Regions from separate parts of the Mus musculus genome. Here region 2 is linked to region 1. A link is a loop called in an ENCODE intact Hi-C map of the cell type or tissue named here. Cell type or tissue: heart. All regions are shown on one strand. Each heading gives the region's core, and the rest is flanking DNA. Links, peaks and the distances in the headings are about the cores only. Region 1 holds the start of Grpel1 (GrpE-like 1, mitochondrial). Region 2 overlaps Tbc1d14 (TBC1 domain family, member 14).

Region 1 (12,031 bases), core at 1,441-9,440:
TGTAAGTATATGCCACATAAGTTTATATGTGTGTGTCTGTGTAAGTATATGCCACATAAGTTTATATGTGTGTGTCTGTGTAAGTATATGCCACATAAGTTTATATGTGTGTGTCTGTGTAAGTATATGCCACATAAGTTTGTCTGTGTGTGTCTGTGTAAGTATATGCCACATAAGTTTGGGTGCCTATGAAAGCCAAAAACCACTGGATACTCTGGAGCTGGAACTGCAGGCAGTTGTGATCTGTCCCAGTGTGGATGCTAGGAACTAAACTTAGGTCCTCTACAAGAGCAGCAAGCGCTCTCAGCCACTGAGACTTCTCTCCAGCTCCTAGTTTTCTTTTCTGATGTATTTGTTTATTCAGAGATTGAGTCTGGCAATAAACTTGCAATCCTCTAGCCTCAGTCTCCCAGGTGCTGAGTCCTGGGATTACAGTGTGTGCTCTTGTGCACAGGTCCACAGCAGGCCCAGGTGAGTTACAGAGTAGGGTGGGTAAGAGAGATACATCTCAGGAACTGGGAATCACTTGGACAGAGAGATGAAAGTGGGAGTGTATGCAGAGGAAATGGGAAGAGAAGTCCAAAGGAGTCCTGGAAGTGAGTCTGAAGAGGCAGCCAGAAGAGGTGTGGGATCTCTGGGGCTGGAGTTACAGGTGGCTGACCTACCCAGTGTGGATGATGGGAATTAAACCTGGGTCCTCCACAAAAGCAGCCAGTGTATAACCAATGAGCCCCATCCATCTCTCTCTGGCTCCAGCAGTGATCTTTTAATTTTATTTTTACTTTCACGCTTTTAAAAAGTCTAAGAATCTGGGCTGGAGAGTTGGGCTCAGTGGTTGAGAGCATGTTCCTCTTGTGGAAGACCTGACTTTGATTCCCAGCTAACAACTACCTAACTCTAAGAGTTCCAGGGTATCTGACACTTTTCTGAACTCTGAAGGCACTTGGCATACACATGGACATACACATACAAGCAAAACATCCACACACGTAAGTTTAAAAAAGAAAGATCAGTAATTAATTCTGAGAAGCAAAATTATGCTAAGAATATAAAAACCTACAAAATGTGAAGGCTGCCTTCACTATGAATTATTTCCACCCCTAGGAGTGACCACCACAGCCTTTCAGCAGATCAGTTTTGCTGTATAGATCCTTTCAGGGCAGGAATTCCTAGGGCTATGTCTCGGAGGAAAGAGGGAAGCCAAGCTTATGGGATACTGTGGAGTTATGACTTCCTACTAGAGCATCTTTCTTCAAAACCACAATTTCAGAGATAGACATGAACCAAGCTGGGGGATGGGACAGGGCCGGATGGGATGGGAAATGGGGGTTCTTTCCTGTCAACTCTAAACAGAGCACCACAAATAGGAAGTGCTTCCCCCGGAATACTTCAGACTCCTCCCTGCTTTGCACAACATAGACCTGTTTTCATCTTTTAGTCACAAGTACGAGATCATCCGCCTGCTCACTCTCACCCGCTGAAAAGGCCAGCTCCCGTTCACTCCGTTTCCATAAGACTCAGGCAAAGTCTCTCTTTTTTTAATCAACCAAAAACTTGGTCCTAGCAGGGAACAAGCTAAAGATACTGAGCCTAACTTTGGAGATGCGACTCAAAAACCTGAAGCCACGGGTAAAAGTAAAGATGGCAAAAATGGGCATTGTCTAAATAAACTGCACACACACTGGCTTTCTTGCTCCTTGGACCTCACATTCCGCGGAGGGCAAAAGTGGGGGAAGGAATGTGAGTGGAAAAAGCCCACAAACCAGGCAGTACACATCCTGGACTGGATTAGGGATTAGCAACCCCAGCCCCTGGTCGGGCGGGCTTCTGCCTGGCTGCCTGACCTTGGGCAAGTCTCCCGCTTCTAAGCTTGACTTTTGCAATTCCAGGAGGGGTGGTGCCCCTATGCCCGAGAGAGTGCCGTGTGTCACCAGACAAACAAATGGCGGAGCCTTCCACCTGACGCATCACCCAGATCCCCGCATTTACGCCCCAGCGTCCCCACTTCTCGTCTCTTGAGCCCAGTTCGCGCAGTGCCGCACAGTAAACACCAGGACAGCCGCGCGTTGAGAACAGGCACAGGGACTCGATGGTGAGGATGTGACTTCAGGGTGCACGGGCACCGCCTGCGGGGACCAGTCCTGCCGCTAAACCCCCCACCAGAGCTCTCGGCCGTGAGTGAGGCCGACGCAGAGGAGTGAAGCTCTCTTACCTGAACGACAGTGCCAAAGCCGGGAGGCTGCGGCGCGCCAGCCTCACACACCGAGCCGCCATGACTGCCCCCGAGGTCGCGTCACTGCGCCCACACTGAGCATGCGCGGACGCCCCTTACACCGGTTTTCCCACCTACTGCTGCTTTTTAGCTAATCCGTGACCGCTGTTGTTCTGATGGACAGACCATTTCCACCAATAATTACGAGTCATGACGGAATTCTGTTTCCTCCTTCTCCGGTGGGCGGAGACTGAGGCTTCTGGGAGCCCCGGAAGGTGAGGAGGTGAAAGGTGAGGTGGGAGGAGTGGAGGAAAATGGAGCTTCTGTGGGCGTGGTCGCGCCAGGGGACAGCCAATGAAGAGGAAGAGCGTCAGGGCGGGCAGAAGGCGGCGAGCGCTAGGCGGGGACCCGGGAACTCGTGCCAAGTGACTGGTGCTCGCTTTAGGCTCCTGCTACCTTCTGCGGGCGGAACGTGGGTGTCCCGGGAAGGGACGGACCCCATCTCTACTATGCCGCAAGCGCGTTGTGTCAACAGGCTGGCTGTGGACGGCCCGATGAGCGTTACTTGATTTTGTACTTTCGGCCACCTCCAATTTTCTCAGAACGCAACATAAGAAAAAAAAAAACTAACAGCAGTGTGTGCAGGAGAGCTTCGAAAATATGGGTGCTGATGTTTGGTCACTGCTATGGGGGAGGTCGCAGAGCTGAGAGTTGTCGGAGGACGTTTTCTGTCCTGTCTAGGTATGTGCAGCTTCTTCCTTCCTCCCCCCGGCTCCCGCAAATCTCGAGACAGAACGCTTCGTCCGTGGACTACGGCTTGTGTGTGCTCTCGGCGGATCTCTTGAGTTCTAGGCCAGCCTGGTCTACAGAGTGAGTTCCAGGTCAGCCAGAGCTACACAGAGAAATTTTGTCTCGTAAAACAAACCAAACCAAACCAACCAAACAAACAAACAAAAAAGGGACCAAAATTCTATTATTTAATTTCGCTCTTTTAAAAATCATTTCCCCAGCACATGCTGCCTTTTGCCCGCCGTGGGCGTGGGGCAGAGCATGTCCACACAAAAAGCACAGCTCTCACCTCATAGGAAATAAGTTTATTCTGGAGTCATTTATGAGTGACTGGCCCAGAAACAGTTTTAGGACACCTGTGTTCCAACGTGAAAACAGTTTCAGGACGTTTGCATAGTAGCAGAACAAAGAAAGCCACAACTCAAGACATAAAATATATTAGTGAAAACATTAAGTAGGTGATTATAGCAAACGGGAATCTCAGCTGTAGTCCGCAGATGCTATTTGATAGCAAGCTTAGCCCTTTGGTGGAGATTAGAGTTTTGTTACTGTGTTACCAAGATTTTAATCGTCTTTTCCTGCTGTTAGGTCTGACACTGAGTGGGGCAGGGAATCTATTTAATGAACTAAAGATAGCCCAAGATAAATTGTAACTAGGCTCTGCACCTGCAAGGTTCAGCATCTCCAGTCATTGAGGCTTTAATCCGTCAATTGGCCTTTGCAGACAGTTTCTTTCCAGGAATCCTGGTTCACTGGTGTTTTGTAGGACAAGTGACCTGATTTGTTAATTCATTAGGGCTGGGGTCGAGTAAGAGGAGAAGGGATACTTAGAGCACCAATGAAATCAAGAGACATAATTGGATTGAGTCTATGGCACTTGGTTGTGATGGAACAAACCAACCGTGAAAAGGGCAGGGGACTGGAGTGGGACGGGTATCAGATGGTTATTCAGTGCGCTGGCCCTTTTGTTAGGGAACAATATGGGCCAATGGGCAGAGCTCTGGATGGGAATATTTATGGTACATTGTCATATTGGCTGGCAAGGGCTTTAAAAAATACTCTAGTTTTAAAAGGTGAGGTTTCTTGTAAGACTGTGGGAAAGTGATGACATTGTTGAAGCCGGCGATGAATACCATGGGGCTTATACAGTTTCCTTTGAAACTTTCTGAAATAAGACTTAGACCTCCTGTGGCTTTCCCTGGCAGTAACACCAGGTCACCAGATTTCTTCTGTCCTGAACATGGTTCCTCTTAAATCTTGGGTCTTCTCATTTGCTGAAAGGCGTCAAAGAAATGAGAATGCCCGTGACCAGCACATCTGTAAGCAGAGACAGATGAAGAGTTAGAGCTGCTGTGTGTGGAGGTATGGGTCTTCCCAGGGGTGAGGACCCTGGGGACTCTGAATCCCTTCTCAAGCTGGGGTTCTCCTGCCAGGAGGCATACGGGCCTGTGCTGCCACCTGGCGACCCACTCAGGAACTACTTGAGTGGGGGCCATCTCCTGAGGTTACCATCTTAGGCAGTTCTGTAGTCCCCGTGAGGTCCAGAACTTCACCACCCACCCGGGCAGCAGTCTACACAAGGAGATGGAGCTGCCTGGAGAAAACACTTAGGTTAGCTCTCTGAGTTCACATTTAGCAGTTGTCATGGACGGCCCAGCAGAGACAGGGATGCTGGAAGATCAAATGAACACGTGGGGTGGCCCCAGAGAGGATGAAGTGGTGTTTACAAAGAAAGCCAGTCCTCAGAAGGTCCTGAAGATGGCCCCACAGCTTGACTGTGGGCGTGATATGCATTCCAGCATAATGTCTGCTGTGTGTCAGGTGCTTTAAGATGTCCTCTTATGGATCAGACCCAAGACTTGCTGGGCAGAAAAGTGGTTGGCCAGGTTAGGTGAATCACAGAAGAAGACAGGGCTCTTGAATATTCCTTTATATTGCCCAGCATGCACCACTGGGGTGGAAAGCAGAACCAGCGCTGACTCCAAACGTCCAAATGTCACTGCCTTCAGTGACATGGTGGTGGTGCCTCAGGTAAGGGGTGGCTCTTCATCCCCTCATGCAACTTGGAGTCGTCCAGTTTGGAAACATCTAGTATTGAGGGATGTGGGGGTTCACCTTCTTTACTACCCTGACTGGATTGGAATCACCTAGGGGAGACACGTGGGGGCATGTCTATGATACTATCACAGAGAACCCCCGGAGAGGTTGAACTGAGGGAAGATCCACTCTAAATGGGAGTGGCAGCATCCCGTGGACTGAAGCCAAGACGAGAATAAGAAAGCCTGCGGAGTACCCGCTGCTGTCTGTTGCCCTCTGCTTCCTCATCCTGGAAATGTGAGCGAGCAGCCTTGAGCTCCTGTCGGTGCCTCCCTCACCAGGATGGACTCTAACCCTCTTGAACCAAAATGAGCCCTTCTTCCCTTAGGGTGCTTCTTGCCAGCTGTTTTGTCACAGTAATGGAAGAGGTAACTAGGAAACTAGGAGTAGCAGGCAGTGCTCTAGATGGACTCCAAGGACCATCCCGCACCTTCCCCATCACTCAGTCAGACACTAGGTCTAGGTGCTTCTGGGCAGGAGCTTGCACTTGGTATCCATGTCCCAAGTCCATTGTTCTTGAGGTAGAGAGCGACTTGTAAGTTTGAGGTTTTAAGTCCTTTAAAAGCAGCCAGCAGTAAAGTTCAGGTGAAATTGGGAGAAAGCCTAGAGTCCCCATCACTGTCTGGAAGGTGGACAAGTGCTCCTAGAAGCAGAGAGGCAATCCCCAGCCTAAGCCAGTCAGAATATGAGCACTTCAGACCTGCTGCCTGGAAGAGTGGAAATAACCAACCTCTGGGCGGAGCCTGGGAGTGAGCCCTTCCCTGGGGCCTGCTGAGCTTTGGAGAGGAGAGCTGGTTTATCTCACAGAAGCTACAGCACTGCCTTCTCCCCATTTGTTATGCCCTTACAGTGGGCTTTGATGCAGAGCATGGAAATGTGTCTTACACCTTGGTTTCTTGGTTGCCCTTATGACCCCTGACTCATAGAAACTTGGCTTTCTCCACCCCACCCAGATACATGGGTTCCAAATGGAAAGAGATGCTCTTGGTAGGAAAAATACTACTGTGGGGAGGAGGCAAGGCTATGGATGATCAGGTTGCAGTCACCGGCTCCAGAGACTTCCTGTGAGGCCTTTTATTTGGGTTGGCAGATGCATGGGAGATGAGCAAACGCAACATTAGCCTCCATTTCCCTGGGAACATTTTGGTGATGGTGGCATCTGGATTCCTAGACACATTCAGGATAGTCACAGGAGTGGATGTCAAGTGGCCTTAGCTGGACCAAAGGAGAGTTGGGAGGTGCTAAAGTCCCAGGATCCTGACAAACCCATCTTATAAAGCTAGTGGGTGTGAGAGAAGGTTTGACTATAAAACTGGTTACATTGTCTGGCTGAATGGGCACCATGAACCTTCCCGTGTGGTGGTCAGATCAGTCAGAAAAATGTCAGAATTGGGAAAGTGCCATGGGCATACATAAGTGGGGAGGGGTCCTACACAATAGTGAGTGTTTACCATGGGAATGCTGGAAACTGACTCATGGGGTGACTTAAGGATGACAGCTTTTCCCTTGTGGCTTCCCTTTCTTTTGGTTGCCAGCCCTGGCATGCCTGCCATCCCAGTTCGCCCACTGTGAGGGAGATGGCTGCATAGACAGTTATTACACACAGGACTGTGAAGGGACTGACATCTACTACTCCCTCACTCTGGGAGGCAGAGGTCAATGGAGCCAGCCTCCCTGGGCTGCAGAAAGGGGCCGCCTTAGCTCTGTGTGTGTGCGTGCACGCATGTGTGCGCATGTGTGTGTGTGAGTGAGGCCCTTGTATCTCCCACCACCATCCCCTGCCCTTTCCTCTGGCTTCCTCTAGCCCTCCTGGAGTCCTCTCATAAGAGCTCAGTGCTTGTCCTGAGCCCTCAGTGATTTAGATGATCCTAGTTCCTTAATTTAACCACCTTCGCACAGTTCCATGTCTATAGGCCAAGTGCTTAGGATGGGGCACATTTGGGTACCGTTGTTTAGCTCTGAGGCAGGACAGAGCCAGAGTTTGAATCTGCTGTCTCTCAAAAGTGTATGTGTTGGAACCTTGGTTCCTAGTGCAGTGGTATTCAGAGGCTGGGGGATGACAATCATGGCACTACTTCCAGGTTTGTTCATTCACTCATCCTTCTTTCTCTCTTTCTCTTCTTATTTCTTTTTTTTTTTTTTTTTTTTGATTCTGGGATTGAGCTCAGGTTCTCATGCTTGTCCAGCAAGCATCTTATCTCCCCAGACCACATTAGCACTGTTTTTGAAACAACTGTGGAAGTTGGTTGGCTCATCATGAGGTTTCTGACCTCTAAGTATAAAACTATAGTGATGTACTTAGAGGCTAGTGGGTCTAGAGGGCGGGACTTGTTATAAACTCACCCTTGTGGCTCTGGTGCGTTCTCTCTCTCTCTCTCTCTCTCTCTCTCTCTCTCTCTCTCTCTCTCTCTCTCTCTCTGCGCTTCCCGAAGGTCATTAGGTGAGCATGTGTCCCACCACATGCTCCCAGCCGTGCAGTCTTGCCTCGTCACAGGCCAGAATGAATGGAGCCTAGTGACCAGGGGTGAAACCTCTGAAACCAAGTCAGGAGAGACCCTTTGCCCTTTCGCTGGTTGCCTTGCATATTTTATCACAGCCATGGGAAACTGAAAACACACAGGGCCTCCAGCAGAACCCACAGATAAACCCTACTCCTCAGTGTGTTAGGAATATTTCAAAAAGAAGTAGGGTGGAAAGCGGGCTTTCCACCTGCTCAGGGCTAGGAAAACAGGGGGATGTGTCTGCAGGGGCTGGACCTGGGAGTCCTCTGTTCCCTGTGGGATCACTCCTGCATCTTCAGGCTCCTCTCAGACTACTCCTCTGTCCTGAGTCACTGTGAGCACGAAGCCTGCCATGAGGTAGGATCTTTTTTTTTTTTTTTTTTAAATTGTGTGAGACAGGCTCTCATGACACAGTCATGACTGGGTTGAAATCCATACATATCAGCCTGCCTCTGCCTCCAGAATGCTGGGATTAAAGGTGTGCATCACCACACTAGTGGAATCAGTGTTTAGAGATAGACCTGGCTGTCTGCGTTTGATTCCTGGATCCTGCAGTGGGTGAATAGAACCAAGTCCTGAGAGTTGTACACACACACACACACACACACACACACACACACACACACACATTTAAAATAAATCTGACAATAACACATATGTTTAATAGAAAGGTGTATTTCTTTGTAGTTAATTTCCTGTGCCATTGCTTCCTGCACCTGTCAAGATCAGCCTACCAGCCCCCGAGTGCTACTGCCATCTGGTGGCCACACCTTTATTTTATTTGTATTATCAGTATTCATTGTTGCCACTTAAAATTGTGTTCAGTCCATTAGTCGTGTATATGTGTGTGTGCTCGTGTGTACACATATGTATGTATGCTTACAAGAGTGTGCATGCACATGTATAGGCGAGTGCCTATGTGTGAGAATGCATGTAGAACATGTGGCATCAGACGTCAGATAGACCCTGCTTGCTTTTGAGGCGGGACCTCTCATGGCACCCCAGGGCTCGCTGGTGAGGCTAATTCCCCCTTCCCATTCCGTTCCTGGGATTATAACCATGGTGCTACTTGCTTTCAGTTTTGTTTGTCTGTTTTTCTTTTTCTTTAGGATTCTGGAATTGAACCTGGGTTCCCACGCTTGTGCAGCCGTGTCTCCCCAGCCCCCGTTAATACTGTGTCTGAAGTAGCCGCTCTTCTGAAGTCAGCTCTGCCTTCTACTTGACACGCCTTCCCTTACTCACTTCTCATTTCATTTTCTTACTGCGTTTGCCTCCATTCAGTGTTGATATTTTAAAATTGAAATCTGTTATTATTTTGTCATGTAGCCCAGGCTGGCCAAGATCTTGCCTCCCTTTAAGCTTATTTTAGGAAAATTATGCTTACTTGTAGGGTGCTTGTGACAGTGTCACCCATACACACACTGTATGACATTAGATTATGCTAAGCCTGCCATCTCTATAAATTCTTAGTTGTGAAACTCAAAGCCTCTCCTTTAAGATTTTTTGGGGGCCACTATAGTTGTAAGGGAGGTTAGCCCCCCTCAGAAGCAGTACAGGACACCCAGACACCAAATTCTTAGCACAAAGGAGATTTATTACTCTGGGGGTGGGGTGAGGTGGGGGCGGCAAAAGCAGACTGAAGCAGCAGCAGCACACCTGAGCAGGCGTTTCCACGGGAGTGGGGTTTGAGGAGGGAGAGGGCGGGTAAGTGCTAGGGTGAGTTGGTAAATCCTGACTGGACGCGTTAGCCAAGTAATGAGTTTTGATTATTGGACCTTGGTGTTTTGTCTCAGGAATGAGTTAGTGGAGCCAAATAAGGGAATGGGCCTTGGAAGCTAGCTTTAGGAATGTCATCTAACAATTTTTAATAAGGGAGAGAAGGGTCAAAGACAAAACCAGTGGGCAGCACGCTTGCCATGCCGGGGCCTGGCAGAGCCCTTCAGCAGTGTGTTGTTAGTTAGTCACCTTGTGGGCTGACAGTTGTTCCACATGCTGACTCAGTGCCCGTCCATCTCTCCCAGCCTCCTCCACACTCAGTTCATATTGAAGGGGAGCTGTGCTGGTGTCCACCCTGCCTTGTCTCTAACTTCAGTGAGGTTGCTTTGAAAGCTTACTAGCACAGCCCTTGCTGTGAGCTCCCAGCATTAAAGGGCACTCGGTTCACACATGTCCAAGAAACTTCTGTCACAGCAGTGGCCTTTCTTTAAGCCGGCCATCCTCTCCTGGGATGGATTCACCAAGCTCTTACCTCCCCTCACTCTCACACTTTAAAACCCTATCCCACCCCTTCCTACCAAAAAGCTTGACTCACAACTCATCGCTGGCTCTTTATCCACAGCCTGATGCTGGCTCTGCATCACACCCAGCACTGCAGGACCTCAGCAAGGCCTCTGAGGATAGGCTGAGATGGAGGGGTGAGGAGGGCTCTGTGGAGGGACTGAGATACAGGGGTGAGTTGGGCTCTGTGGAGAGGCTGAGATGGAGGGGTGAGGAGGGCTCTGTGGAGAGGCTGAGATGGAGGGGTGAGGAGGGCTCTGTGGAGAGACTGAGATGGAGGGGTGAGGTGGGCTCTCTGGGGCTGAGATAGAGGAGTGAGGAGGGCTCTGTGGAGAGGCTGAGATGGAGGGGTGAGGAGGGCTCTGTGAAGAGGCTGAGATGGAGGGGTGAGGTGGGCTCTGTGGAGAGGCTGAGATGGAGGGGTGAGGTGAGCTCTGTGGAGAGGCTGAGATGGAGGGGTGAGGTGAGCTCTGGGGCTGAGATAGAGGGGTGAGGAGGGCTCTGTGAAGAGGCTGAGATGAAGGGGTGAGGTGGGCTCTGGTGGGATTGAGATGGAGGGGTGAGGTGGGCTCTGTGGAGAGGCTGAGATGGAGGTGGGTGTGTGCTGCTGCAAAGATGACTACTGTAAAAGGAAGGTCTCTGGCATTTGGGCAAAGGAGGAACTAGGGCAGCCCAGGCAACCTGGAATGGATCATCACAGTGACTGACTGAGCAACAGATGTGCCCTTTCTCCTCAGTCTTCCCCAGATCTGGTGGTTTTGGAAGGGACAGCAGGGCTTCCACTCATTCACACTTTGCTGTCTCCAGGACTCCATTTCTGCCTTCCAGAGGCCCAGCAGCACCCTCTTCAGTGAGACCCATGGTTGGGACACCCTTTGCCCTGAGTATGAACTTGGCTGCCTGCGGTTCTCAGGGTCATAGGCTTTTGGTAAGGAGCAGTGGGCAAGCACTGAGCTGCCTGCAGGCCCCATGCTCTGTTGTCATAGTTCTGCAGCACAATGCTGCCTACAGCCCTCACAAGTAGAGGGGCACCGCCAATTCCAATAACACTACACAAAGGAGAAGATGGCCGGTGGACCTGCAAGCCATAGCTTGCTGCTTCTGACCTAGGCTTGTGCGGTTGTGGCTTTAATTTTTTTAAATGTTTCCACCCAGATTTTACTTTTTTTTCTTCCTTCAGCTGTTCAACCCAGGGTCCAGACTTTTCAAGGGCTACTCTATGGTAGTCCGAACTACTCACTGCTGACACTTGGCACCTAGTCTTCATTCTGGGACCCCAGAGACATTCTTCCCTGCTGTGACTATGCTTGGGGAGGTGTGTCCACTGCCCGGCATCTCAGCTTCACAAGAGGCCCCACAGGGGTCTCTCACTTGAAGGACAAGGGCCAGGGAGACCATGTCAGTGGGAATTACCTGTGAGGTCACGTGCTGCTGCTTCTAGTTCACTCTCTGACCTCTCCTGAAGAAGCCAAGCTGCAGAGATGAGCTACAAAGGACATTCTCAGAGCTGTCAAAAAGAATCAGAGGAGAAAGGCTTCAAAGAAGACTGAGACCAGACCAGCTGCTTGGAAAAAGCAGAAGCCAGCTGAGCTGTCTGGAAGAAGTTTAGATCAACTGAGGCACCTGGAAAGGACAATCCACCTCCAACCTGCTGAGCTTCATGAGTGCTGTGTGTTCCAGGTACCCAGCTTTGTGAGCTGTGGCCCATGCTGGGGTAGGCTTTGGTGATACTGCTGGTTTTGAGTCATTTCTACTCCTGTAAGTAATTCTTCATCCATACTCTTGTGCGTAACCCCAATAAAACTCATTGGTCCACCAAACTAGACTTTGGTGGTATCATATTTGGTCTATTATGGGTTCCCAGTTTGGTGTGAGTGAACATGGGTGTTGCATCTCCCCCCAAAAACGTTTTGTCGCACAAGTGGTATCATCCTAAAGACTGGGGTGCTGGGATGGAATAAAAAGGGAAAGTCAGTCGGCCTCTCACTCCCTGCCGAGGTCCCCTTCTCCTCCCTCTCTAGTTCTCACTGTCTTGCTTTCTCCACCACTCTCTCTCCTCCCCTCCCTTGTTTCCTCCCCCCCCCCCCCCCCCGCATCTTTGTTAGGAGATAGTTTCCTGAGTTCAGCCATCCCAGGAATGAGTTGGCCGGATCAA
Region 2 (12,031 bases), core at 2,754-10,753, 77 kb before region 1:
TCTGAGAGTATAGAAGTGACTTCCTGCCTTCCTGCTAGGGACAGAAAGCAGAGGAGAGGGAATCGAACCTGTGTTGAAGACAGCAGGAAGTGATGAGTACTATGGAAACAGTGCTAGGAGCCTTGGACAAGTGTGAGGGTCTACTGCGAGGCAGAGACTGGCTGCCTAAAGTCAGCCTAAAGCTTGAATAGAGCTGCTCCCAGTTCTCTGTCTCATGGGCAGTGTGGGCAGATGGTGACATAGCCTTGGAAAGGAGCTATTGAATACTAGGCAAGAATGGTACTATGTGTATGGGTTCTAAACAATGTTCTGAAGGTGCTGCCAGACCCTTGGCAGGAGGATTGCCCAAGGGATACAGGGTTCTGGCTTGTGTCTGCATGTTCCTTGTGGGCTTACAGTGCCTGGCTAGGCACTGGCTTTGGTCATGTGATACACACTAGACTGAAGAGCACTTGTGTGTTTAGAGCACTTGCGTGCAGTACCATTTTATATGTAGCTTGCCATGTAGGGTTTTCAAGGTGTTAACTATAAAGGTGCTTTCTGTGAGTCTGTCAAGTTTTGGTTTGTTTGTGAGCTTAAGATCTTAGGTTGACACTGACTAAGCGGCTTTGAATCTGGATACTCTTTAGTTTTGTCTGCACTTCCATTGTGCAGTCTCAGACAGCGTGCCTTCAAGTGCTTCTTTTCATCTCTGGTCCTGTTGTTGCAGTGACTAGCACTCCCAAGACATAAATGCAAGAGCTGGGCCCCATCCCTTTCTTTACATCCCATATGCTGCTTGCGCTGGTTGCTCAGTGAGGGCTCAGATTCTTTTCCTGAACAGGCAGTACTGTCCTCCTTGCTGCTGTTGCTGTGTGGTCTTCCCTTTCCTGTGGCTTGCTTCACCATCTCTGCCAGCTCCTCTTCAGGCATACACAGTCCTTCCAGTAACTCGGGTTCTAGGTATCCCATGTTCTTAGCATTCGTGGGTGCCTCGGGCTTTTCTTGGTTTAAATTGCATAAATCCTTCGGTGGTAAATGTGTTGAAACTCTAGAATGCCCAAAGTTCATTTGTTTGTGTTTACAAATATTTTGGGCTGTGAAACCATTTCTGAAATGGATTCTGTTACAGTCACAACAGAAACATGGGGAGAAAACAGTGAAAGCAATTCATTCTCATGGCCCTGCCCCCACTCACTTTCCCTCTTTTTTTGACAGAGTCTTGCTATAATGTAGCCCAAGCTGGCCTCAGACTCCTTAAAGCTCACGCTAGCCTTGAACTTGAATTAAAAGTAGTCTTCCTGCCTCAACATCCAAAATTCAGGAATTATAGGTGTATGGTACCATGGCTGGCTATTGTTCTTTTTTGAAGCCTTTGTTTTGATATGTTTTTAAACTTACTGGAAAGCTACAGGTATGTCTGCTTTGGGGGGCACCCTGGAAGCCATTTGCATTAATGCCTGCACCTGACTGTACCTGTACAGTGGAGCTGAGAACCGGATTTATCTGTACTGCCAGTTAGGACTTGGAGTTTCCGGAGCTTTGGTTTACATATTGCTGGTAGGAAAGACCTTGTGACCATCTCACGAATGATTTTCTCTGATCCTTGGAGGCTGTATAGATCATCTTGCAGATAATTTAAGCTAGAAGGTAGCTACTAAAGCAATTATGATCTGAAAGACTGCTGTCCTTGAAATGCCTGTTTGTAACTGAACTTGGGGATCACAAGTGGGGTCTCTGTCACTCATAGGAAACCGAGACTCAGACTACTTTCCTGGTCCACACTCACAGCTAGTGAGCGGCAGAGCCAGACATTCCACTCATTTTGGCTGACTTTTGCTGATTTACTTTATTATTGGATACATTGTTAAAATTCTAAATAGTGGAATTGGTACACACAGTAGTTGGCTACAGCAAACTTGTATCTAAGATCTGTGTGTGTACAAACCAAGTCTTAAGTGTTAATGTGTGCTCATTGCACAGAGTCCCTCTCAAAGCAAAGTTTGATTTGTTCTTGTTAGCCTGAGTGTCTCTGTAAACACCCAGAAATGGCCTAGCCCTTTTCTTTTCTTTCTATAGGAATTTGCTTGCTAGAAAACAAAATGCAAGGCTTGATAGACAGAGAGACTTGGGATGGAAGCTGTTTGGAAAAGTCCCACTCCGAGAGACTGCTCAGAAAGATTCAAAGAAGACCCAGAAGGTAAGGCATTGATGAGTGCAGCGTGTGCTCATCAGCCACACCGTACTCTCACGGAGGCTGGAAGGTGTAAAGCTCTCTGTGTTCCCTGGGTGCCTGGGATCATAGACCCGAGTCCGAACACAGTGTGTGCTGGGATCTAACTCTCTTCTCCTCTTTACAGATTGTAGCATGCATACAGGGAAGTTCAGCAGGGCTTTAGATATTTAAACTTGATGCGTTTTAGTCAGTCTTTCCAGTAACAGTTGCAGATGTGTTTATAATCTAGCTTTATTGTGCTTGATACTAAAGCAGGCTCCATACATCCTGGAGCTTAAATCCTTCATTTTGCTCTGGAACATGGATAGGCCATCATGCTCGAAGGTCCGCTGTCGGCCAAGTGCTGTGGCCTTGAACCTGTTGAACTGAAGGTCTGCAGTTGGCCGAGTAGTTGTCCTCAGCAGCAACCCCCTTAGATCTCTGTTCACGGGCAGTTAGCTATTCTCTGAGTCCTCTTGGGAACCAACTAAGTGGTAGTCCTCAGGTCTGAGAGAGGACATAGCCCACCTAAGGCTATGGAAAGTAGACAGGTCTTTGGAGCTGAGCCTGGGGATCAGAAGGGAGGCTGTGACCTGAGTGGTGTGCTCATGCCTCTCTCTGGCGGGAGGGCCTTCCTATGCTGAGCTCACCTGCAAATCCATGTTGGAGAAGAGGCACCTGTTGGGGCTGAGGTCGTGAGTGCCAAGAACAGGACTGATGACTGTTAGATGTAGGAATATAAGATGGCTATCCACACAGTGCATTTTCATGTCTTTCCAAATTAAATTTGTTAGACTATTGTTTGTCATTTCCCTGGGAAACTCACTAAGGTTATCAATGTTGGGGGGAAAATGTTTTTCAAGACAGGGTTTCTCTGTGTATCCTTGGCTGGCCTGGAATTCACTCTGTAGGCCTTTCCGACTCTGCCTCTCAAGTCCTGGGATTAAAGGTGGGCACCACCTCGTTTGTAAATTACATTTTGATTTTTTTAGTCATTATGGAGACTTATTAAGTGAGCATACGATTAAATATGAGTTTGTATGCAAAACTCAGTTGTAACTTTCCTAGGAGATAAAGTAGGGTAATTTCATCTGCAGTTAAGAAGGAGTGACAGTTATGTTAGTAGGCATCTGTGTGACTCTGGGGGTCACTTGCTTCATGTGTTACCTGCTCTGGAGCCTTACTGGGGAACTGTAGAGGCCAGCTGGCTGTGCAGGAACACGGTTCTGCTGAGAAGACCTTTGGCTTTAGCCATCAATAATGAAGAAAGTAACTGTACCCTATGCATGAGTCACACAGTCCTTCCTGGGACCGGTTTGTATATGCTTTGTGTCTCTGTCCCTCTCATATTTTAGGTCTGACTCCAACCTAGCAAAGCCAGAGAGGGAGAGAGTCAGGGTGACTACTTTGGGCACCACTGCCTTGAGCTGGCTTCTGTCACTCTTGCTGGCTCTGACTTTACAGAAGCCAGAGTTGGACCCTTGATTGTCCATATGTGTGATCTGAGACAGTGACAGTAACTGTATTTAGAGCTAAAACATAACCAAGGATTCTTGGAATTCCCCATTTTGCTTTCTGGAATTATTTTCGTTGGAGAAGCATCATCAAATGGTGCTTTAAGAACATAACTTTGGGCCAAGTGATGGTGTTGCACACCTTTAATTCCAGCACTTGAGAGGCAGAGGCAGGCTAATCTCTGAGCTAGAGGCTAGCCTGGTTTACAGAGCAAATTCCAGGATAGCCAGACTTGTCTTAAAGGGGTGGAGGGACTACCAAAAAAATGAAGGAAGGAAGGAAGGAAGGAAGGAAGGAAGGAAGGAAGGAAGGAAGGAAGGAGAGAGAGAGAGAGAAAGAAAGAAAGAAAGAAAGAAAGAAAGAAAGAAAGAAAGAAAGAAAGAGAGAAAGAAAGAAAGAGTCTAATTCCCTGACTGCAGTCTATGAGGACTCCACTCCACACAGTGGCGGAGAGAACTGACTCCTGCAGGTGTGTTTTGACCTCTGCCCACAGGCACATAGTGCACACTGTGCTGCATCAGGTGGTGTGCCAGGCACCAGGGCCGTGAGAGTGTGTGTCCTGATGTGGCTGCCAGCTTTGTGGTAGAGCAGTGGAACAGATGTGTACAGAGTCACTTGTATGACCTTGGGACAGTTGTCTCTTTTGGGTCTCCTCAGGTGTGGACTGGGCATTAGAATACAGTGTTGCTCTAACATAAGACATAATTATGTGGTGTATTTTGCCCGGAGTTGGTCAAGGGATGCTGTTGCAATTTCCAGCTAATAAATAGGCCTACGTTGTAATGGAAGTACTCTCTGTGCTTTGCCCAAGGCACCTGACCTCATTCAGTCTGAGTTACATTTCTTGGTTTTGCCTTAGAGACTTCAGTTTCTTTGAAAGTATGGGGGACAGGTGGAGAAGAGGGATGTTAAAATGTTACTTACCTTTTTCTTTTTCAAATTTCATAAAAACCTTGAAAATTGTCTTGCTTTCCATCAGCTTACATGATGACTTTGGAGACACTTTTTTAGGGGAATAAAAAATGACCCAGGATAAGAGAATAAAACCAAGGCCATGATTCTTGAAGTGAGATGAGGCCTGTCTTTGTTACCTGTATGTGAGAAGCGCAAGTCTGTAGGCTTTGTGCCTCCAGCACACTGAAGTAAACCTGCGTTTTGGGACCCAGAGCCATGTCCTAGTAACTACAGATTATCCCAAGGGTGATGGCTATTCAGTGAGAATGTTGGCTATTGGGAGGAAGTAGCCATCACTGTGGCCAGCTCCACACAGGGCCAGAAGTTCACCCAGCAGCATGCAAACTCTCTAGCCACTGAGCTACAGAGTAAGGTGCTGCCTACGGTTCTCCACCCACTGGGCTTGAGTGACAGGGCTGTGGCCACTCAGCAGGGTTGGTGATAGCATTTCAGAAGTGCAGTCCTGTCCCTTGTGAATAAGGTGAATAAAATGGGTGTCTTGTTCTGTGTGCGCTATTCGCTGTTTGTTAAGGAATTCACATAGTTCTCTGGGAGTGAGGTTGATCAGAAAGCTGATGCGCTGTTGGTTCTCACTGAAGCAGCTGCTGGTTACCGTAACCATAGGCTTACAGGTTTGTTGTTAGCTTTGTTTACCCAGGATCGTCTTGTATGGTTTTGCAGAATCAAGCCAGTTTTTAGATGTTAGAAAATGCCGGAAAGTGGTAAATCCAGGGCAGCTTAGAGTGACATTCATTCTTCTGAGCTCTGGTTTCTGAGAGGTCTGGGATACAAAAGATCACACATTACAGGAAGAGTGTATTTGGGTGCTCAACAGAGGTAGCTGAAAACCTACAGACACATTTTAAAACACTAAGAAATGAATACAGCCTTCATTTTCATCAGCACCCTGCTTCATTTCGTCAACTTTACTAAGTATGACTTCTAACCCAGGACCTACAGTTGGAAGGAGAGAAGGGACTCCTGCAAGTTGGCCTCTGACTTACTATTGTGTGCTATGGCATGGGCATGTACATGCACGTGTGCACAGGCAACGCATGCACACACGCACACGTATACACACAAACTCAGTTTCCCAGTTTTAGGTGGGTAGAGTAAGCATACGGTGCCTCTCCAGGCCCAGTGAGCACACTGCATGGACAGAGGCACAGAGCATCCACTCGCCAGTGAGCACACTGCATGGACAGAGGCACAGAGCATCCACTCGCCAGGGCTGGGGAGCACATGGTAGCAGGACTGTGCAAGAAGACTATAATTCAGAGTGCTGCTGAATAGAAACTGACATTTTTAGCCTGAACTCAGGCAGACCAAACCCAGAAAGAGAACACCAGATGGGGCTCTGTGCCTGGGAAAAAGAGTGGGTCCAGTACTTAGAGATAGGCAGAGACCCTCCTTTGTGTTATTTTCCCCTCTGTTCTTTAAAAAAAATATTATTTTATGTGTATTTATATGCATTTTATGTGTATTTATAAGCATTTTATATGTATTTTGCTTGGCTGTATGTATGTGTACCACATCTGTGCCTGGTGCCCAAGGAGGTGCCCAAGATGTAACAGAACTTCTGAGGCTGGAGTTACAGACTGTATTGAGCAACCATGTATGTGGGTGCAGGGGGTTGAACCTGGGTGAGCTGAGCCAACTCTCCAGCCATCATTACAGTCTCATGGCGGGCAGCACTTGTGGTGTCTGACAGGAGCCTAACACTCTTGGGAGGGGAAGCTGATGAGAAAAGGAGATTGCACCTCTCTTGCCAACATAGTTATGGGAAGTGTGTGGCTATTTAACCACAACAAGGAGACTCAGGGAGCAAGAAGGCACTTGGTGATTGCAAAGAGACTTGCCGGAAAGTGATTTCTTTAAGGTTGTTATGACTTCCTGCCACTGTCTGTCTGGGTACGTGGACCTGACCCTAAGTAACTTCAGTAGAACTGGATGGATAGAGCATGCAAATCTCTGACTGGCCACTGGGTGGTGCACATACAAGACAGAGTCAAAAGTGCTGAAAACTTGAGTTCAGAACTTGAATTTGATAGAAAAGCTGGCTGGAACTTGTAATTCTTTCTATCTGGAATCCAAATAGGTTATAACAGCGTCAACATTTACACAGGCCATGTCTTGGAACATAATGTTTGAAAAGTCTGTGGGCTGGAGAATTGGTCCAGTGGCTAAGAACACTCATTCTTGCAAAGGACTTGGGTTCGATTCCCAGCATCCACATGGAGGTTCACCACTTCCTTGGCATCAGTCACTCATGTGCTGCACAGACATACACTCAGGTAAAATGCACATACACAAAATACAATACATTTTAAAATATTAAAAGAAAGGTCTAGAACATTGTTCAGAATTATTGGGCTTCAGGACTAGGACGTCCTTTGGTGATCAATAGACACTGATCCTAAGATCAACACGTGTTGGGATTGTGTAAGACCTTAAAGAAACAATTAGAAGAATGTTTCAGCAAATAGGGTAGATACTCTTGAGAGTGAAAGACAAAAACAGTTGAGAAACAGAAAATGTAAGAAATAAATGGACATTTATAAATAGAAACACACACCTGAATGCAGTCAGTCGGACAGTACAGATCAAAGTAAAGGCAATAAAGTAATATAACCCTGAACACAGGAGAAACCACTAAAATGTTTTAAAACCCAGCAAGATGGAGACGGCTTAACAGGTCCAGGTGCTTGCGGGCAGGTCCCACAACCTGAGTTGAATTCCTAGATTCTGTATGGATGTGCCTGTACTCACCTGCAGCCACATACCCAGTGAATAAAACAAAAATCATAATAAAAACAAAACAAAACAAAAAGAAGAAGCCAGAGTCACTGGTTTGAATTTATGTCACTGCACTGAGATCCCCGGAGAAAGAATTTATAACAACAGCAACAACAAAATTATTAGAATAAGTAAACGAATATGTCCCAAATTTGACAAAAAACCACAAACCTACAGATTTAAGTTAAGTCAGTGACTCCATAAACAGGGTAAGTTCTAAGAAGTTCATGGCCTGGCAAGTTATAACCCAATGTTGAAAGTAAAGGCAAAGATGTCTACAATCATCAAGAGAAAACAGTGCATTACTTATTGAGGAATAATAATTTGAATGTCTATGAATTTCTCATCAAAAACAGAGGGGGCTGGAGAGGTGCGAGCCCAACAATCAGAGCAGCTACAGCGCTTGCACAGAACCAGGTTCCGTTCCCAACATCCAGGTTGGCAGGCTCGTCCACCTGTAACTCAAGCTCCAACCCGGTGCCCCTTTTGAGCTTCTGCTAGCACCCACAAACACCTGCTCATAGCCCCCACATACACACAATTAAAATACAATGAAAATATTTGTTAAAAACTCATAAAGGGAATCAATAATTTTAGACTGTTAAGAAAAGAACTGTCATTCCAGAGTCTTGTATCAAGAACAAAGGGGAAAGGAAAGGGCGCTCAGATGAAGACTAAACGTGTTTGCTGGCAGGAGCCTCGTTGTAAGAGAGTTGGCCAAAGACTATACTTTCAGGGATCGTTTCATACAAGAGTTGGCCACTGCAGGGTCATTGCACTAGAAAGAACCTTGGAACACAGGAAGAAAGAGGAATAGAAATGGTAGACATATGGGCAGAAGGCATAATTCAGATAGGCAGTTAGTTCTCAGTGGGTTCTTTAAAAATGTGTTAGGTTAATGGTAAAGGTTAGTATTGCTTGGGTCTTTAACTGTATATAGAAGTAACATATTAGACAATCATGTACCAGGGAAAGGCAGTGGGTTCCTACTTGAAGTCATAAAATACTGATTCTAATCAGGTCATGGAAAATTGCACGTATCATTCAGCTCCTAGGCCAATCAGTGAACTCTGCAGAAAGATGACCAAAAGCATGATAGAGAGATTAAGATGGAATTACAAAATTCAGAAAACTCAAAATGAAGACAGAAAAGAGGAAACGGGAAAGAACAAATGACAAGTAAGGCGGTACTTAAACTTAGACAGACCATATCATGTTAGGTACAGATGGCCCCAACACCAGTGTTGTTAAAGAGGCTTGAAAAAAAATAACCCAATTCTGTTTTCTACATGGAACTTTTCAAATACAGAACATGTAAGAGAACACATGTTAGGATAGGACAGGAAGAGATAGGGCTGATGGTGTAGTTTAGTGGTAGTTTGTGCTTGGTGTGCATGGAGCCCTGGGTTCAGTCTTCAGCACTTCCCTTAAGGTAGATATTAATGTCATAAAAAGTAAGAACTGGCCGGGCAGTGGGTGCATGCCTTTGATCCCAGCACTTGGGAGGCAGAGGCAGGTGGATTTCTGAGTTCGAGGCCAGCCTGGTCTACAGAGTGAGTTCCAGGACAGCCAGGGCTACACAGAGAAACCCTGTCTCGAAAAACCAAACCAAAACAAACCAAAAAAAAAAAAAAAAAAAAAAAAAAAAAAAAGAAGAAAGAAAGAAAGAAAAGAGAAAGAAAAAGAAAAAAAGGAAAAAAGAAAAAGTAAGGACTGGGTTTCAAAGCCAGTTTCCAGAGATAAAATGGGCTCTTGCCTGATGAAGACCAGATAGCTCGGAAGGCTTTCTCTGCACTAGTGACTGTAGCAAATCCAAGCAGAGATGCAGAAAACTGGACCTGTTAACTTCACAAATGGAGAGTCAATGCCACTCTGCTCTGAGACACATGAGAAGAACCAGCTGCAGACAGAGCAAGCCAGGACCTGGAGGCGCTGAATGACCTGTGGAGACATTCCACCCTTCAGTGGTCGCCAATCCAAGTGCTTGTGGAGCACTCCCCAGGCAGATCATGTGTGGGACATAAAAGAAACTTTCAGTGGAAAAAGGACTGAAGTAAAATATGTTACTCATCACAGAGAAACAAAGCAGTAACAAATATTAAGAACTTCTCCCTAAATGTGGATGTTAAATAAGTAGCAAACTACTGAGCAAGCCACAGGAAACTCAGAAAATATTTTGACACAGTAAAAATACAACATACCAAAGCATGGAAGATGCAGGTTGGGTAGGAAATATATAACATTCAAGTGAAAGAAGGAAGGTCTCACATCAGTAAGCCGGGTTTCTATCTTAAGACTCTAAAAAGCAGAAGGAAACAAATGATACAAAGACATATGAATGAAATTAGAACTAGAAAGGGGAGTGTGTGAGAGCAGACTGGGCTCTTTGAATGTCCCCGTCCTGATCCACCTTAGCGGAACTGCCAAGGAAGAGAAACAACTCTTCTCTTCTCTTTTCTCTTCTCTTCTCTTCTCTTCTCTTCTCTTCTCTTCTCTTCTCTTTCTATTTTTAAAAAAAGATTTATCAATGTATATGAGTGCACTGTAGCTGACTTCAGACACACCAGAAGAGGGCATTGGATCCCATTACAGATGGTTGTGAGCCACCATGTGGTTGCTGGGAATTGAACTCAAGACCTTTGGAAGAACAGTCAGTGCTCTTAACCACTGAGCCATCTTGCCAGCCCCAGAAACACATTTTCAATGAAAGGGATGAGCAAAGGGGGTAGCACCTGGATCCTGTAGAACTGAGAGGGGAAATGGAATTCTTTGAATAACTCTCTACAGGAACTTATCATGTCAGATGAAATAGTCTTATTTCTTTGGCAATTAGAAATCACCAAAACTCGTCCAAGATATAAGATTTATCCTGCACTTTTTATGTTAAGACAGGAACATTACAGTTCAGTACTGTGGTGGTTTGAATGTGCAATATCCCCATGGGCTCACATGTTTGAAGACTTGGACACAGCTGCTGAGCTGTTTGGGAAGGTTGTGGAACCTTGAGGAGGAAGTGGATCCCCAGGTGGGCCTTGGGGTGCTGGGGTTCCATTTCACACTCACTCAGTGCTTCCTGTGTGTCAGTGCAGTGTCATTAGCTGGTCGTCTGCTCTTGTTCCGTGCTTTCCCCACCATGGTGGCCTCCATCCCTCTGCAACTGAGTCACAACAAACCCTTTCTCCTTATGTCGCTTTTGTCAGGGTATTTGACCACGGCAAGGAGAAAGATAAGACAGATACTGTCCAGGCCCACATGGTTTCACTGATAGTGTGTTGTTTTAAAACACTGCCAAATTTAGGAGGAAGAAGACATTTCCCAACTGCTCCTTGATGCTCCGGACACTGACCCCAGCCCAGTGTCCACGATCCTCAGATCTCACTATTAGCAGAGTGAACCCCAGACACTTGTTCAAGCCAACACTGAGGACTAGGTCATGTTTATCCTAGGAATCAAGGAGGGTGTGATGTGTGAAAACAACCACTGTCATCAGTTGTGTTATGACCTAAAGAAAACCACGTGGTCCTGTTGAGGCAGAAACAGTATTTGACAAAATCCAGTATTCATTTCTGATAAAAACTCAGCAAAGTAGAAACAAAACTTTTCACTTGGTAGAGGATGTTACAAAGACAGGCACAGCAACTGAGAAGGACCAGGTCCATGGTGAGGTTTCTTACAGTATGAAACCTAGAGAGTTGGGTCTTAGTGTCATGTGGGAGATTTGTTTCAGAACCTTCCATGGATCTTCAAATCCTCGGATACTATAGTCCTTTTTGTAAAATGGTACTTAACACCACCATGTACTTAAACTATTTCTACATTTCTTACATTTCCTAATACAGTGTAACACTGTGTAAGAAGCATTGTGTTGTTTGGAGAGTTATGGCGTGGTCAGTCCAGGCATCTTGGCTTTCTGATACTTTTCTTTCTTGAGGGATGGTTTGATCTACAGTTGGCTGAATCTGAATGCAGATTCTGCAGACCACCTGTTGTTAATGAAGAAGCTAACATCCGTGCTGGTACATACTGGTGATACAGAGTCTCTCAGTGCAGACTGTCTCCTGGCTAGTGATCACATTTGGGCTGAATACGTATTCTTGGCTATGAATGTGGGTGGACCACCTCCGCCCAGTGCGCCCCAGCATATATTTTCCCTTCCCTGTTCAGGCTTCTCTGGCTTGCTTTCTGTTGCCCTAAGCCTTTGCTTGTGCCCTTCCTTCAGTGTGGTTTTGAAAGGTGGTCACAGCTCAGGCGTGTCTTCTCAGGTTCCCCTTGACCATCTAGTCTAAAGGGAGTTTATCAGGCTTCAGGGACTATTCAAAAATAGTCCCTGTACAGTGTCTTTCTCCTTCCTTCCTCCCTTCCTCCCTCTCTTCCTTTCCTTAAAGATTTATTTATCTGTTTATTTTATATGAGTACTGACTTCAGACACACCAGAAGAGGGTATTGGATCACATTACAGATGGTTGTGAGCCACCATGTGGTTGCTAGGAATTGAACTCAGGACCTTTGGGAGAGCAGTCAGTGCTCTTAACCGCTGAGCCATCTCTCCAGCCCCACGGCGTTTTCTAAATT

The links. Peaks named below come from ENCODE experiments on the same cell type or tissue, not always from the same donor. Only the 100,000 strongest peaks of a DNase experiment are listed, where the experiment ranks them.
Region 2: a loop joins it to region 1, with 4 times the contacts of the local background. A loop is called at or near these places in 9 of 42 quality-filtered maps.

What each region holds. Positions count from the first base shown.
Region 1 is chr5:36,455,437-36,467,467 of GRCm38, reverse strand. It overlaps Grpel1 (GrpE-like 1, mitochondrial), which reads right to left and starts at 2,283. Exons shown (of 4, transcript NM_024478.2): 1 at 2,213-2,283. The coding sequence starts at 2,274. It overlaps 2210406O10Rik (RIKEN cDNA 2210406O10 gene), which reads left to right and starts at 2,614. Exons shown (of 3, transcript NR_126488.1): 1 at 2,614-2,953; 2 at 11,057-11,634. In heart, for the core only: CTCF peaks have their summits at 4,463 (motif pointing left) and 8,368 (motif pointing left); DNase peaks (open chromatin) are centred at 2,447 and 4,457; H3K4me3 peaks cover 2,006 bases; H3K27ac peaks cover 1,741 bases.
Region 2 is chr5:36,533,325-36,545,355 of GRCm38, reverse strand. It overlaps Tbc1d14 (TBC1 domain family, member 14), which reads left to right. Exons shown (of 14, transcript NM_133910.3): 3 at 2,059-2,179. Among named protein-coding and RNA genes, the nearest start is that of Gm32528, 27 kb to the right of the region's middle. In heart, for the core only: a CTCF peak has its summit at 6,648 (motif pointing right); no DNase peak of the experiment used is centred there.